2 separate regions of the Homo sapiens genome follow, and region 2 is linked to region 1. A link is a contact called in ENCODE Hi-C or POLR2A ChIA-PET data. All regions are on one chromosome and are shown on one strand. The core of a region is the stretch at or near the end of the contact, and the rest is flanking DNA. Distances in the headings are between cores, read along the strand shown.

What was found. A loop is a pair of places that touch in the nucleus more often than their neighbours do. ChIA-PET counts read pairs that join two places held with the same protein, here RNA polymerase II (POLR2A). Pooled maps may share reads with other maps.
Region 2: POLR2A ChIA-PET joins it to region 1 with 5 read pairs in Panc1. The contact joins the promoter of SYCN here to the promoter of FBXO17 in region 1. A Hi-C loop is called at or near these places in 1 of 168 maps with a recorded cell type or tissue (K562), 1 of 37 single-sample maps with no recorded cell type and 3 of 50 pooled maps. POLR2A ChIA-PET finds 5 or more read pairs at or near these places in 5 of 52 experiments (Caco-2, H1, HEK293 and 2 more).

What each region holds. Positions count from the first base shown.
Region 1 is chr19:38,974,394-38,977,093 of GRCh38, forward strand. FBXO17 (F-box protein 17) reads right to left here and starts at 1,349. Exons shown (of 6, transcript NM_024907.7): 1 at 1,193-1,349.
Region 2 is chr19:39,203,001-39,205,700 of GRCh38, forward strand. SYCN (syncollin) reads right to left here and starts at 1,263. Exons shown (of 2, transcript NM_001080468.4): 1 at 860-1,263. The coding sequence starts at 1,254.

The DNA of each region.
Region 1 (2,700 bases), core at 99-2,598:
TTTTAAAAAGAAGCTCCTTAGCCAAGCCTTACAAAAAGAGAGTCAACAGATACTAGGTATATTTAATGGAACAATAAATACAAGTTAAAAAAATTATTTTATGTTAGAAAAGTAGCCAATAGAGAAGCCGAAAGTAATGTCCTGACTATACAGGGAGGTGATTATATAGGGAGGAGGAAAACCACGGAGATGATCAAAGTTGTCTCCTATTTTTAGCAAGGGATCCATGGACGCGTTGTCTAAAAGTTGATGAAATAAGAAATAACAATCCAAAAATATGCTGTAAAGATTTGGAAATAGATACCAGAGGAATAAAAAGTGGAAAAAGTTAAAAACGAGGCACCAGCGATCACGAGTTACTTCTTGCCATTTTTGAAAAGTAATGTAGTTAACAAAAAAATGTATTTGGCCGACAGGGGTTGGGGGCGGTGGTGAGGGAGAGGTTGTTGTTTAAAGGCGTGTTGTTTTCCATGCAAAGCTCTGTCCTGTCCTACGTGTCTGAGTGTCGTGTATTACTGGAACATTTTTAAAGAAGTATTATTTATTTTACAACTAGACTCCCATAATATTTGTCTTTCAAAATATGGAGTAAATAGACGCTGTCTAAAGTTGAAGAGGCAGTATACAGAGCTTTCGAACATATCACTGAACATTGCAAAAGTAACTTGGCAGAACAAAATTTAAATTGAGGGTTGGGGCCGCAGCGAAACACATAATGTGCCCAAGTTGCTAAATCGAGAAACCGCCCTCCAAGGCTTCTGATTCACAGATTCTGCGAAGGGACTGACGGCCAGAAGACAGAAAATCCAGCAACGGTAAAAAGCGGCCTGGCCTTCCCCGGGCTGTTGCGCCCACGTGTTGGTTTGCAGCGTTTGGCAGGGGTTTTGGATGGTGGCCTCCGCGGACGAGCGCAGGGATGGAGAGGCCTGGGCGTTCGAACACCCACGTTCAAAGCAAAGCCCTTCCAGATTTAGGGCTTTCTAACGTGCATTTGTATAACTTTGGGTTTAAAGGAGCCTCAGGCCGAGGGAGGGCCCGGGAAAGCGACGCTGCGGGTTATGGGACTCCCAGGGACCCGCCCCTCCGGGCAGGGCCTGGCGCGGGAATCCTTCCCGGGGCGCCCCAGCTGTGGGCGAGAACGGGACTGACGCTTGGGTCCCGACCTGGGTCCCCTACCTGTCCCGGCGCTCACCTGGCGGGCTGCTCGGAGGCGGCAGCGGCGGGCTAAGCTTCCCTTTCCCACTTTGTTCTGGGAGGCAGTCGAGGGGCTCCCCGTGATCGGCGTGGCCCAGGGGGCCCCGGGACCGGCGGTCTGGGCGGTCGGTCCTCTCCCGGGGCGTGGCGGCTGCAGCCCGGCGCCGGGGGCGGCGACTCTGAGATCCAGCGGGCGGGGGCGGGAGGCCGCCCCTCCTCCGGCTGCGGGGCCCAGCGGGAGCGAGGGCGGGCGGGCGGGGGAGCTTGGAGGGCTGCGTGCAGCGAGGGGGAGGCCCAGTTGCCGCGAGGCCAGCGGGGAGCGGGGCCAGCCCCGCGCCCCTAGGATCCGGGGCCCACCCCTGGGAGAGCCACCTCCTCTGGGTGTGCGAGTTCCACATCCCCAAGACGCCCCCGCGGGGGGACTGGTCCTAGCTCCCCACCCCCACCCAAATTCCGTTTCCTTCTGGTCCTGGCCTCCTGCTTGCGGCCGTCTCCACCCCTCACATCCATGGGATCCTGCACAGGTCCACGGTTGGTAAACCGCTTAGCTGTGAGCCCGACCCAGGGCCTGATTCGAAACACTTGGATCAAAGTCCCTGGCCACAGGGATTTTCTTGTATTTACGTTGCTTCCCAGGGCCAGATTCTCAGAAGCCCGGGGCTGATCTTAAATTAAATCCCTTCACCACACGCACTCTCTGTGGCAATGACAAACCTGTACCCTTCCACCTTAGGACTCCCCTGTCCTCCCCATCCCCCCAGCTATAGACAACTGAATTAATCCGGAGGTTCAGTTTCGGTCAGGCTGGGGCCGCGACCCATTTTCTCCCTTTACCTCTGCCCTTGGGTCTTTGCAGTCCCTTCTGATGGCCCTAGATTGCACCAGGGACCTCAAGGTGACTGATCTCAGACACCCCAGAGCTAGTTTTCTGGAAGCCAGGCCTCCCCCACGCTGGTAAATCATTCTCCAGGCCCACTGGCTCATATCTGCCACTGTGCTAAATGCTTTGTATGCATGACCTCCTCATGGACGCCTCTCCCGAGAAACTGAAGTCCAGAGATACCTGGTCTGTTGCACGTAGTCCAAGTCGCTAGCTTGGAGGGGTCACACAGCCAGAGAGCCTGGATTCCCTAAAGCCCCTTCCCCTAGAAACCTCAGCCAGGCCCCACAGCGCCATCGTGAGGACGGCGTGAGACTGCGTGTGCAGCGCGGAGCACAGTGCTGGACTCAGAGCCAACGCTAATTTGACTACTATTACATTATTTGTAACAACCGCCTTTGAAAGCATTTTCTGCTGTGGGTTGTAAAATTACTGTATTATTGGTAGAGTTTTTAGCACAGATCCACACGCAGTTCCTTATGTGAAAGGCGTAGGCCTAGGTTTGTTTTGCATTCCGGATTTTGGGGGGTTTATTTATTTTATTTTAGTTTTTTGAGACGGAGTCTCGCTCTGTTGCCCAGGCTGGAGTGCAGTGGCTAGATCTTGGCTCACTGCAAGCTCCACCT
Region 2 (2,700 bases), core at 13-2,512, 230 kb after region 1:
AATGTAATCAAGAATTCCTTCCAGGGGCTCTCAGAGACCCAGAGTCTGGTGAGTTCTAGAAGCCTGAGACTGGGTGGGGGCTGGGGAGTCTGGGTCTGAGGCTCCAAGTTCAGGAACCAGGGATCCTAGCCTGGGAGTTTGGAGCTGGGGGCTCCTTGGAGCTCTTGGGGGACAGGAGTGGCTGGGGAGGGTTTGGGAGGGTGTCACCGCTGGATCTAGGTCCCAGGTCTGTGAGTGCAAGGTGGCCTCAGGGACCTCCAGGGTTGGGTCTTGGGGGTGGGCTGTGGGACTGATTTTAGGGCTGAGGCTGGTCTGGAGGGTCTAGGGGAGTGGAGAGCATGAAGGCTACACTGGGTGTTCCTATAATCGAGTCTGGAGTCTTGAGGTCTGGGTTAGTTTTGGAGTCTGGGAGCTTTGAGATGTGATGATCTGGGGAGTGGGGGCTGGCTTTGGTTCTGGGGACTCCAGGGTGAGGGGGTCTAGGAGCTCTCAGTCCCCAGAATTAGCCAGCCCTCTCTGGGAAGTACAGCTGTGGGCGGGTGGGTAGGCGGAAGATTCCAGAAGGTGGAGGGTTGGCTCTGAATCTCAGAGCTGGGGCGGAAATCTCCGTCCCAGGGGCCTGGGCTGCAGGTGGAGTGGGGACCGGGTGCTGGGGGTGAGGAGAAGGAGGACCTGGTTTGGGTGAGGACTCTGAGATGGGGGCCTCCAGGACTGGTTCTAGGGAGGCCTGGTGCTCCCTGTTACAGTCGGGAGCTCAGGGGTGTGGAGCAGCCTCGGGGCTTGGGTGGTGGGTGTGGGGGCTTATGCGGAGCTGGGGCCTGGGCCTGGGGTGGGCTCGGAGCTTTGGGCGGCCGGGCACCTGCAGTAGAGCGCGGAGATAGCGTTGGACCAGTCTCCTAAGATGCCCCGGCGGTACTCCTCCAGGCGCGGGTAGGTGCCGGCAGAGAACTTGTGCGTCTTGCCCGCCTTGCCTTGCCGGGACCACACGGTGAGCTCGCAGCGCGGGGCCACCACAAGTGAGGAGGCGGTGTTGGCCCAGTTGGAGGGCAGGTAGGGCAGGTCTGCGCCCGACTCCAGCGACAGCTCGGCGCCCCCGCAGCAGTTCTCATAGTAGGGGTCGCTCTTGTCATAGAGCTTGGCGCAAGTGCGCGTCCCGTCCGAGTGCTTGAGGTCGGCGGAGGCGGGGCAGGCGCCCTGGGCGCAAGGCACGGAGGCAAGGGCCAGGGCCAGCAGCAGCGGGCGCAGCGGGGACATGGTGGCAGTGCCCTGCCGCAGCCCCGCGCGCTTTTATGCGCCCGACCCGTGGGAAGGGACAAGCTGCGAGATAAGGACTCATCGAGGGAAGGGGAGGGCGCCCCTCCCTCAGGAGCCGGGAGACCTGCCTAACCTAGGTCGGAAGCCCACAACCCTGAGTACAAGGTGGACGCTGTGTATACAACTTAGCACCTTAAGATGTTAGGTGACCAACAACATTATAAAGAGAGACAATAGACAGAACTTGAGGAGGAGTCATTTGCAACACAGAGGGTGGCATAGGTTAATAGACAGAAATGGGAAGAGCTCTTAAAAATTGACAAGGGGCTTGCTGGTTGCTCACGCCTGTAATCCCAGCACTTTGGGAGGCCTAGACGGGTGGATCGCTTGGGCCCAGGAGTTTGAGACCAGTCTGGGCAACATAGCAAGATCCCATCCCTACTGAAAAATAAAATTAGCTCAGCGTGGTGGCATGGCCTGTAGTCCCATCTACTCACAAAGCAGAGGCGGAAGGATCGCTTGAGCCCGGGAGTTCGAGGCTGCAGTGAGCCGAGATCGTTTCACTGCACTCCAGCCTGGGCAACAAAGACAGGAAAAAAAAGATAAGGAATGGAACAACCCTTATTCTAAATAAGGAAAGACTGGGAGGGGGAGGCAGGAGTGGGAGGCTGGGGCCTCCTGGCTGGGCAGGCTCCCTCCCTGGGAGGCAGGACCTTGGGAAAGGAGAAGCTGGAGATAAGGATAGAGGCCCTCGTGGTGGGGCGGGGGGGGGCAGGTAGAGAAGGAGATGGGGAGGAGCCCAACGCCCCACCCCCCACCCCCACCAGGCTCAGACTGGGCAATCTTCCCAACCAAGGCTGGCAATCCAGAATCTGTGAAGTACAAGATAGCAGTATTTGCATAACACGTTAAAAACCTTTTGCAAGACAGTGTACAAAGGCTTGAGGAGATATTTGCAACATTTCAAAAGCATAGCATTGCAAGCTATAATATATAAAGAGTGCACACAGGTTGGGCGCGGTGACTCACGCCTGTAATCACAATACTTTGGGAGACTGAGGCAGGTGGATCATTTGAGGCCAGGAGTTCGAGACCAGCCTGGCCAACATGATGAAACCCCGTCTCTACTTAAAGTACAAAAATTAGCCAGGCGTGGTGGCACATGCCTGTAGTCCCAGCTACTCGGGAGGCTGAGGGATGAGAATCACTTGAACCCAGAAGGTGGAAGTTGCAGTGAGCCGAGATCGCGTCAAAAAAAAAGAGTGCATACAAATTGACAAGAAATGCACTCCTCCCTCCCACATGCTAAGGACAGGCCTAGGAGAGGGAGAGGGAGGGAACAGCCTGCAACTCCCACCCCAGGAGCCAGGAGACTTTCTTAACTAAGGTTGGAAATCTTCAATCTATAAAACTTCAATCTTGTTTTATAGATTTTGAGCTGTATAA